2 separate regions of the Homo sapiens genome follow, and region 2 is linked to region 1. Evidence: read pairs that join two places in POLR2A ChIA-PET (ENCODE). Cell type or tissue: MCF 10A. All regions are shown on one strand. Links, peaks and the distances in the headings refer to the core of each region. The heading gives the core; the rest is flanking DNA.

What was found. ChIA-PET counts read pairs that join two places held together with the same protein. Peaks named below come from ENCODE experiments on the same cell type or tissue, not always from the same donor. Only the 100,000 strongest peaks of a DNase experiment are listed, where the experiment ranks them.
Region 2: POLR2A ChIA-PET joins it to region 1 with 5 read pairs; 2 of 35 experiments call an interaction of 5 or more read pairs at or near these places.

The regions. Positions count from the first base shown.
Region 1 is chr5:74,900,686-74,906,073 of GRCh38, forward strand. No RefSeq gene overlaps it. Among named protein-coding and RNA genes, the nearest start is that of FAM169A, 37 kb to the left of the region's middle. RefSeq lists an enhancer at 1-410. In MCF 10A, for the core only: a CTCF peak has its summit at 2,921 (motif pointing left); a DNase peak (open chromatin) is centred at 2,856.
Region 2 is chr5:74,808,868-74,814,255 of GRCh38, forward strand. FAM169A (family with sequence similarity 169 member A) reads right to left here. Exons shown (of 13, transcript NM_001376049.1): 6 at 4,973-5,152. Among named protein-coding and RNA genes, the nearest start is that of NSA2, 44 kb to the left of the region's middle. In MCF 10A, for the core only: no CTCF peak of the experiment used is centred there; a DNase peak (open chromatin) is centred at 2,224.

The DNA.
Region 1 (5,388 bases), core at 210-5,209:
GGTGCATGCCTGTAATCCCAGCTACTCGGGAGGCTGAGGCAGGAGAATAGCTTGAACCCGGGAGGCAGAGATTGTAGTGAGCCAAGATCCTGCCACTGCACTCCAGCCTGGGACAGAGCTAGACTCCGTCTCAAAAAAAACAAAAAGTATATTACATCTATAATATTAATATTCTTATGTTAAGATTAAAAATACATTATTAGGCTGGGCGCGGTGGCTCACGCCTGTAATCCCAGCACTTTGGGAGGCCAAGACGGGCGGATCACGAGGTCAGGAAATTGAGACCATCCTGGTTAACACAGTGAAACCCTGTCTCTATTAAAAATACAAAAATTAGCCACGGGTGGTGGCGGGCGCCTGTAGTCCCAGCTACTCCGGAGTCTGAGGCAGGAGAATGGCATGAACCTGGGAGGCGGAGCTTGCAGCGAGCCGAGACCACGCCACTGCATTCCAGCCTGGGTGACAGGGCGAAACTCCGTCTCAAAAAAAAAAAAAAAAAAAGGACATCAGTTTTTTATTGTTGTATAACTAATTACCACAAACCCAGTGGCTTAAGTGTATTACTGCATAGTTTCTGTGGATGAGGAGTCTAGGCTGGGTCTTCTGCTCAGGCCCTTGTAAAGCTGTGCTCGAGTTACTGGTTGTATTTTGATCTAGAGGCTCAACTGAGGGAAAATTCACTTCCCAGCTCATTCAGGTTGTTAGCAGAAATCAATTCCTTGCTGTTTTGCAGCTGAGGACCCTGGCTTTTTGCTGGCTGTTGGCTGGAGGCCTGTATCAGGTTCTAGAGGCATCCACAGGTTCCTAGAAGAGTCCGCAGTTCCTTACCACACAGGCTTCTCCAACATGCCTGCTTATTCCATCAGGCCCACAAGGAGCATTTCACTTCTGTCTGCTGAAACAGAGTCTCATATAACATAACATAACATAACATAACATAACATAACATAACATAACATAACATAACAAACGTAACGTAACGTAACATAATCACAGGAGTGACATCCCATCATCTTTTCCATATAATACAACCTGATCAAGGGACTGACATCCCATCACCAGTCCTGCCAACACTCAAGGGCAGGGAGTGTGGCAAAGCATGAATACCAAGAGATAAGGAATCACGGGCACTTACCTTACAGTCTGTCTGCTAAAAAGAATGATCTGTATATGTTTGGTACTTAAAGTCCCTGTAGTGTTTAAGAAAATTTGGCAAATTGGAGTATCTAAGAGACCAGCTTTGTGGTCCCAATTTAGAATGAATGAGTAATTGATTTAGATTTGGAATTTTGAGTTGAGTTGTAAGAGAGTTTTAATAAGTTTAGAAATTATATTGGACCATTTAAAACAACTTAACATCCACCATACTTACATGTTTACTGTCTTACGAATATTAGAATTTCTAAGTACTTGAAAGGGTAGCAGCAGCCAGTCTCCAAAGATGGCCACCATCAATGCATGTTCTTCGTGTATGTGCATTCTGCTCCTGATAACAAGAAGAGGAGTTTCCTTCTCCTCTCTCCTCTGGGCTGACCTTGTAACTGGCCCTGATCAAGAGAATGTGGCAGAAGGGACATTCTGGTCATTAAGCCCAGGCCCTGCAAGGACTGATAGCTTCTACTTTCTGCCTCTTACAATGCTCTTTCTTGGAACCTAGCTGTTATGCCATGATAAAATAAATGATATACCTGATTGCAGAATATATAATGCACTCTTTTTATTTATTTATTTTTTTTTGAGACAGAGTCTTGCTCTGTCACCCAAGCTGGAGTGCAGTGGTGTGATCTTGGGCTCACTGCAACCTCTGCCTCCCGGATTCAAGTGACTCTCCTGCCTCAGCCTCGCCAGTAGCTGGAACTACAGGCCCACGCCAGAATGCCTGGCTAATTTTTGTGCTTTTAGGAGAGACAGGGTTTCACCACGTTGGCCAGACTGGTCTTGAACTCCTAACCTCAAGTAATCTGCCCGCCTCCGCCTCTTAAGTGTTGGGATTACAGGCGTGAGCCACCACACTCGGCCATATAATGAATTCTTAAAACTCAATAACAAGAAGACAAACAACCTGGTTAAAATAAATGGGCAAATTTTTCAACAGACATTACTAAAGAAGACATAGGAATGGATAAAAAGCATATGAAAAGATGCTTGGCCAGTCATGGTGGTACACGTCTGTAATCCCAGCTACTCGGGAGGCTGAGGCAGAATTGCTTGAACCCAGGAGATCCCAGTAAGCTGAGATCGCACCGATGCACTCCAGCCTGGGCAACAGAGTGAGACTTCATCTAAAAAAAATAAAAAAATAAAAAAAAGAAGAAAAGAAAAGGTGCTTAACATCATCAGTTATTAGGGAAATGCAAATTTGCAAATTAAAACCACAATGAGCTGCCTACCATTTCACACCTACTAGAATGGCTTTAGTTGAAAAGACAGACAATAACTAGTGTTCGTGAAGATGTAGAGAAAATGGAACCTTCCTTCATGGCTGAGACAAAGTAAAATGTTGTAGCTACTTTGGATAAAAGTTTGCCAGTTTCTTAAAAAGTTAAACATGTGTACTAAACATGGCTTTTTATTCTGATGTTTTGACATCAGGGGCCTTACAGATCCTGTGTAGACTGCAACTCCCAGGGCTAGCCAACACCTAGAAATAGCAAACAACTCATCTTCCATGTGCAAACCAACGAATCCTAAGCCTATTTCCTAATTACCTCCTCAGTTGAGCTCTCACACATCTTGCCACTATTCCCCTGCCCTAATCACCTCAGGGCTGGGTGCCAGATAATTACAAATATTCTCTATGCCCCAGAGTTCAGTTCAAATTGGCCAATCCTAAACCTGCTTACCTGGCCTCACCTGTTCCTGGGGAAACCAGAATAAAGGCTCTTGCTCCCGCTGTCCCGACTGACCCTGCCGCTCCCCCATGTGGCCTGGCATGGTGGAGCACACACTCTCCTGTCCTGGGAACTGTCTCAGTCTGTCTTTTCAAGAGCAGTCATCTCCTGATCTGTTGGCCTCTCCATACCTGGATAAAAATAAAATCAACATTTTAAAGCAATATGTTTACCATATGATCCAGCAATTTCATTCTTAGGTATTTACCCCAGTGAAATGAAAACATATTTCTATACAAAAATCTATACATGAATGTTCATAGCAGCATTATACGTAATAACTACAAAGTGGAAACCACCCACATATCCATCCAATGATGAATAGAGAAACAATGTGTTCTATCCATACAATGGAATACTTATTCAGAAATGAAAGGACTGAACTATTTATAAATGCTAAAACATAGATGAACCTGAAAATAATTATGAGTGAAAGGAACCAGGCACAAAAGACCACACACTGTATGATCACTTTTATAGAAATGTTCAGAAAAGACAAATCTATGGAGAAAAAAGAGTACATTTGTGATGGCCTTGGAGCTGCAGTGGGAACAGGGGTTGATTGCTAACGAGCATGATGGTTCTCTTTAGGATTATACAAATATTCATAAATATTCTAAAACTGGATTGCAGTGATGAACAGTCTGTAAGTTTGTTAACCATCATTGAATTGTACACTTAAAATAGGTGAGTTTCTTTTTTTTTTAAGATTTTCTTTTTAATTATACTTTAAGTTCTGGGGTACATGTGCAGAATGTGCAGGTTTGTTACATAGCTACATGTGTGCCATGGTGGTTTGCTGCACCCAACAACCTGTAAATTTTTTTTTTTTGAGATGGAGTCTCACTCTGTTGCCCAGGCTGGAGTGCAGTGGCACAACCTCTGCTCAACTGCAACCTCCACCTCTCAGGTTCAAGTGATTCTCCTGCCTCAGCCTCCCGAGTAGATGGGATTACAGGCACACACCACCATACCCAGCTAATTTCTGTATTTTTAGTAAAGACGGGGTTTCACCATATTGGTGAGGCTGGTCTTGAACTCCTGACCTCATGATTCGCCCGCCTTGGCCTCCCAAAGTGCTGGGATTACAGGCATGAGCCACCATGCCCGGCCAACCTGTAATCTACATTAGGCATTTCTCCTAACGCTATCCACCCCCTAGCCTCCCATCCCCCAGCAGGCCCTGGTGTGTGATGCCCACTCCCGTGTCCATGTGTTCTCATTGTTCAACTCCCACTTATGAGTGAAAACCTGCGGTGTTTGGTTTTCTGTTCCTGTTAGTTTGCTGAGAATGATGGTTTCCACCTTCATCCATGGCCCTGCAAAGGACATGAACTCATCCTTTTTTATGGCTGCATAGTATTCCATGGTGTATATGTACCACATTTTCTTTATCCAGTCTATCATTGATAGGCATTTGGGTTGATTCCAAGTCTTTGCTATTGTGAACTGTGCCGCAATAAACATATGTGTGCATGTGTCTTTACAGTAGAATAATTTATAATCCTTTGGGTATATACCCAGTAATGGGATTACTGGGTCAAATGGTATTTCTATTTCTAGATCCTTGAGTAATCACCACACTGTCTTCCACAATGGTTGAACTAATTTATACTCCCACCAACAGTGTAAAAACATTCCTATTTCTCCACATCCTCTCTAGCATCTGTTGTTTCCTGACTTTCTAATGATTGCCATTCTAACTGGAGTGAGATGGTATCTCATTGTGGTTTTGATTTGCATTTCTCTAATGACCAGTGATGATAAGGTATTTTTCATATGTTTGTTGGCTGCATAAATGTCTTCTTTAGAGAAGTGTCTGTTCATATCCTTTGCCCACTTTTTGATGGGGTTGTTTGTTTTCTTCTTGTGAATTTGTTTAAGTTCTTCGTCAATTCTGGATATTAGCCCTTTGTCAGATGGATAGATTGTAAAAATTTTCTCCCATTCTGTAGGTTGCCTGTTCACTCTGATGATAGTTTCTTTTGCTGTGCAGAAGCTCTTAAATTAGATCCTGTTTGTCAATTTTGGCTTTTGTTGCTATTGCTTTTGGTGTTTTAGCCATGAAGTCTTTGCCCACGCCTATGTGCTGAATGGTATTGCCCAGGTTTTCTTCTAGGATTTTCTTTTTTTTTTTTTTGAGACCGAGTTTCGCTCTTGTTGCCCAGGCTGGAGTGTAGCGGCGCGATCTTGGCTCACCGCAACCTCCACGTCCCAGGTTCAAGCGATTCTCCTGGCTCAGCCTCCCACCTCCTGAGTAGCTGGGATTACAGGCATGTGCCACCATGCCCAGCTAATTTTTTTGTATTTTTAGTAGAGACGGGGTTTCTCCATGTTGGTCAGGCTGGTCTCGAACTCCCGACCTCAGGTGATCCGCCCGCCTTGGCCTCCCAAAGTGCTGGGATTACAGGCATGAGCCACCGCACCCGGCCCCTCTTCTAGGGTTTTCATGGTTTTAGGCCTTGTGCTTAAGTCTTTAATCCATCTTGAGTTAATT
Region 2 (5,388 bases), core at 83-5,082, 92 kb before region 1:
AAACAAATATGGCAAAATCTTCACATTTGTTCAATCTAGACTTGGTACAGAAATTAGGACACTAGTCTATCATTTTTTTCCCTGTATATTTGAAAATATTTCTCATATGTTCTGGGTTTAGTTTCCAAAACTAAAAGGAAGGAAGAAGCTGGAGAAAACCAACACAACAGGCCACAAAACAAAACAAAAAGACATGGCTAATAAACCAACTGTTGAGATAAAATAGAACACTGATAAATACTTCCAAAAGGAAAGAAAAAAGGAGAAAGAACAAATGGGACAAATAAAGAATAAACAGTAGGATGGGAGATGTAAACTAAATAATTTCAAAACTTACTTGCAAAAAATGCACATGGACTAAAGAAAATGAAAAGGCCATGAGAAAGAATTAACAATACACACATATAACAACTCATATCCAGGATACATAAAGAACTCATAACTCGGCCAGGTGTGGTGGCTCACGCCTGTAATCTCAGCACTTTGGGAGGCCGAGGTGGGCGGATCACGAGGTCAGGAGATCGAGACCATCCTGGCTAACACAGTGAAACCCCATCTCTACTAAAAAAATACAAAAAATTAGCCAGGTGTGGTGGCAGGCGCCTGTAGTCCAAACAGCTTGGGAGGCTGAGACAGGAGAATGGCGTGAACATGGGAGGCAGAGCTTGCAGTGAGCCGAGATTGTGCCACTGCACTCCAGCCTGGGTGACAGAGCGAGACTACGTCTCAAAAAAAAAACATAACTCATAACTCAATAAGAAGGCAAGCAATTCAATACAACATAAGCAAAAGATGTGAACAAACACTTTACTTGTTCTACCCTTTTTTAGGGTAGATGATTATCCAGTAATTACATGAAGAGATACTCAAAAATCTTTAGTCTTCAGGAAAACATAAATTGAAACCACATAATGAGTGCTTTCCACTTACTACTAGGAATGATTAAAATTAAAGAGATTGACAAAAACCAAGTGTTGGTGAGTACACAGAGCAACCAGAACTTCCACATATTTATACTAACGGGAATGCGAAATGACATAACTACTTAGCAAATAGTTTTGCAACTTCTCAAAGTTAAACACAATCATAAAACCCAGTAATGACACTCTTAGGTATTCGCTACAAAGAAATGAAAACAAACGTCCATCATACAAAGACATTTTCATGCAGCTTTATTCATAATAGCCAAGAAAGGAAAAAACCCAAATGTCTATCAACAGGCAAATAAATTGTGGTATAATCAAAGGGAGGAATACTCAGCAAAATAATAAAAAATTTAAAAAGGAATGAAGTACTGAGACATGCAACATCAATGAGCCTCAAAAATAAGATGCCAGACATAGAAGTAGAGATACCATATATTTCCATTTTTCATGAAACTCTAGAAAAATCTAAGTGGTACTGACAGAAAGCACATCAGTGCTTGCCTGGAGTGAGAGTTTGGAAGGGAAGGAAGCCGGGGGACTGGTGCACAAAGGGAACTTTTGGAAACAAAGTTATTATCTATCTAGGTTGCGTCTACAGTAGCAAGGGTCCATATGTTTGTCAGAAGTCAGCAAAAATGTACACTTTTGTGTACGGTACATGTACGGTACATGTAGGCTGGGCGCGGTGGCTCACGCCTGTAATCCTACCACTTTGGGAGTCCGAGGCGGGTGGATCACGAGGTCGGGAGATCGAGACCATCCTGGCTAACACAGTGAAACCCTGTCTCTACTAAAAATACAAAAAAATTAGCCAGGCGTGGTGGCGGGCACCTGTAGTCCCAGCTACTCGGGAGGCTGAGGCAGGAGAATGGTGTGAACCCGGGAGGCAGAGCTTGCAGTGAGCCGAGTTTGTGCCACTGCACTCCAGAGCCTGGGTGACACAGTGAGACTCCGTCTCAAAAAAAAAAAAAAAAAAAAAAAGTACATGTTATTGTATGTAAATTATAACTTAATAGATATTTGCCCTTTTTTTTTTTTTTTTTTTTGAAACAGGATCTGGCTCTTTCCCTGAGTCTGGAGTGCAGTGGCTCACTACAGCCTTGAACTCCTGTACTCAAGTGATCCTCCTGCCTCAGTCTCTCGAGTAACTGGGACTACAGGCGCACACCACTAGGCCTGGATTTTTTTTTTTTTTTTTTTTTTCCTTCAGACAGAGTCTCGCTCTGTCACCCAGGTTGAAGTGCAGTGGCACAATTTTGGCTCACCACAAATTCTGCCTCCCAGGCTCAAGCAAAATCTGGTGACTCAGCCTTCTGAGTAGCTGGGATTACAGACATGTGCCACCATGCCCAGCTAATTTTCACATTTTTAATGGAGATGGAATTTCACCATGTTGGCCAGGCTAGTCTTGCATTCTTGGCCTCAAGTGATCTGCCCTCCTCGGCCTTCCAAAGTGCTAAGGCTTTATAGGAAGATAGAAATTAGCTGATAATCATCTGTAAATCATTTGGTATTCAATTTATTTATCATTAGAATCACAGAAGAGAGTAAGTGCTAAGGGATTCTGCCTGCAGTGGATGTCTTTGCATCTCTCCTCAAATTCAGTAAAGCAGTAATTAGGGGGTAATGCATTTTAGGACTATCCAAGGACACACAATGCCCATCCCACTCTCATGTATGGATTTAGAGAGAAAATATGATTCAAGATGGGCATCTAATTCTGTACTTGGTTCCTGTTTTCTGGATTGCTTTTGGTATTAAAGAAGGTGCAGAAGATTTGGAATAAAAATATATTTTCAGTGGAAATAAATGTCAACTGTTAGACTGAAATCAACAGTAAATTATACTTTATAAGAGTTTCTAGGTTAATTACTATCCAGAATTAAATCTTACTTCATTGAGTAGTTGTATACCTTTACACAAATGCAAAAACAAACCCACTAATGGTTTTAAATCACCAAGTGATATGTCCATAAAATGGAATACGGCATTGACGATAAATGGAACTATACGAATCCATATGGATGAATCTCACAAATATAAAGATGAGTAAAGAAAGCAAACTGTAGAATTCATACAGTATGTATTTATAGTTTTTAAATATATAAAGCAACCTGACACATTGTTTGAGAATACACACGTATGTATTACAAGTCTAAGAAATGTATGAGAAAAATAAAGCCAAGTTAGGTACAGTACTCATCCCAGGGAAGGGGAGTGAGTCTAATTGGGTAGAAGTACATAGAAGGCTTCGACCATATTGGCAACAAGCCATTTCTCATGGATGGTACATGCTGACATAGTACATGAGTATTTGATATCTTATTTTTATTTCTTTTTATTTTTTTGAGGTAAGCTCTCAATTTGTCACCCAGGCTGAAGTGCAGTAGTGCAATCTCGGCTCACTGCAGCTTTGACCTCCTGGGCTCAAGCAATTCTCCCACTTCAGCCCCTCAAGTAACCGGGACTACAGGCACAAGCCACCACACCCAGCTAATTTTTTTTGTAATTTTTGTAGCGATGGGGTTTTACCATGTTGTCCAGGCTGGTCTCGAATTCCTGAGCTCAAGCGATCCACCCACCTCGGGCTCCTAAAGTGCTAGAATTACAGGCGTGAGCCACCATACCCAGCCAATGCCTTACTTTTTAAACTTTTTTTTTTTTTTAATTGAGGTGAGGTCTCACTATGTTGCCCAGACTGGTCTCAAACTCCTGGACTCAAGCAGTCCTCCCACCTCAGCCTTTGGAGTAACTGAGATAACAGGCATATGCCACCATTCCCAGCTTCTTTATTTCTTTTTGTATGTCTGAAATTTATTTTGTTAATTTTAAAAGCTACCATAAACAAATAACCCCCCCCCAAAATGGTCAAAGGATCTGAACAGATTTCTCCAAAGAAGATATACAAATAACCATTAAGCACATGAAAAGATGTTCAACATCAAAGCAAAGCAAAACTATGAGATGCCCCTGCACATCCACTAGGATGCCTGTAATAAAATATACAGATAACAAATGTTGGTGAGGATGTGGAGGGCTGTAATAAAATACACAGATAATAACAAATGTTGGTGAGGATGAAGATGTGGAGAAATTGTAACCCTCATATAATATTGCTTATGGGAATGTAAAATGCAGCAATCACTTTAGAACAAGTTGTGGTACAGCCATACAATGGAATATTATTCAGTCATAAAAAGAAATGAAGTACTAATTTACGTACAACAAGAATGAACCTTAAAAACATGCTAAGTGAAAGAAGCCAGACACAAAAAGCCACATGCTATATGATTCCATTTATATGAAAAATGTCCAGAATGAGTAAATCTACAGAGACAGAAAACAGATTAGTGGTTGCTACAGGATGAAGGGGAAATGGATGGTGACTGCGAATTGGTACAGGGTTTCTTTTTGGAGTGATAAGAATGCTCTGGAACTGCTGGCTATGATTGAACAACTATGAATATACTAAAAACCACTGAATTGTACACTTTTAACAGGGCAAATATTATGGCATATGTTGTTTTGTTTGGTTTGGGATTTTTTTTTTTTAGATGGAGTCCTGCTCTGTCACCCAGGCTGGAATGCAGTGGCATGATCTTGGCTCACTGCAACCTCTGCCTCCCGGATTCAAGCAATTCTCCTGCCTCAGCCTCCCGAGTAGCTGGGATCACAGGCACGTGCCACCACGCCCAGTTAATTGTTTATTTTTAGTAAAGATAGAGTTTCATCATGTTGGCCAGGCTGGTCTCGAACTCCTGACCTCAGGTGATCCGCCTGCCTCAGCCTCCCAAAGTGCTGGGATCACAAGTGTGAGCCACTGTGCCCGGCAATTGTATGGTATATGAATTACATTTATAGTTTTTTAAGACTGCCAAACCCCGAGAAAACAAATACATAAGGGCACATTTGCCAAAGTAAGTTCTAGAGAGCCTAAGGTTCCAAATTTATGTGATACTGATATATACACATTTACCGTATTTTGAAGAAACAAGTCGGAAGTGACACAAAGACAAGTTTATTATTTTTTAACTTAGTCCATTTACCTGTATACATGAGAGAAGACAGTGGATACCGCAAGCCAAGCGCATCTTCTGTAAAGGAATCAACAAAGTCCTCCAGCATGTGAAGCCCAAAATCTTTACCTCTGTATTTCTTTCTTAGAAACATTGTATCAAGAACTGGCAATTGGTAACTTTGGGTAAGAAAAGAGGCACATATGCTTCCTGCAGTAATAAGAACAGAAACCCAATAATTTCTCACATTAAAAAATATACATACATTTAGTGACATGAGTTAACAGTCTTTCTAAAAAAAGTTTTCTTCTATATCAAAAAACGTTAAATATATAAATGTTATAATATAAAGTGTTTTTCAGCTACTATTAGACATTATAATGTATAATGTGATAATGAAAGGAGCTATGTATTTTATGTTTGCTAGTAGTATCATCAAATATAGG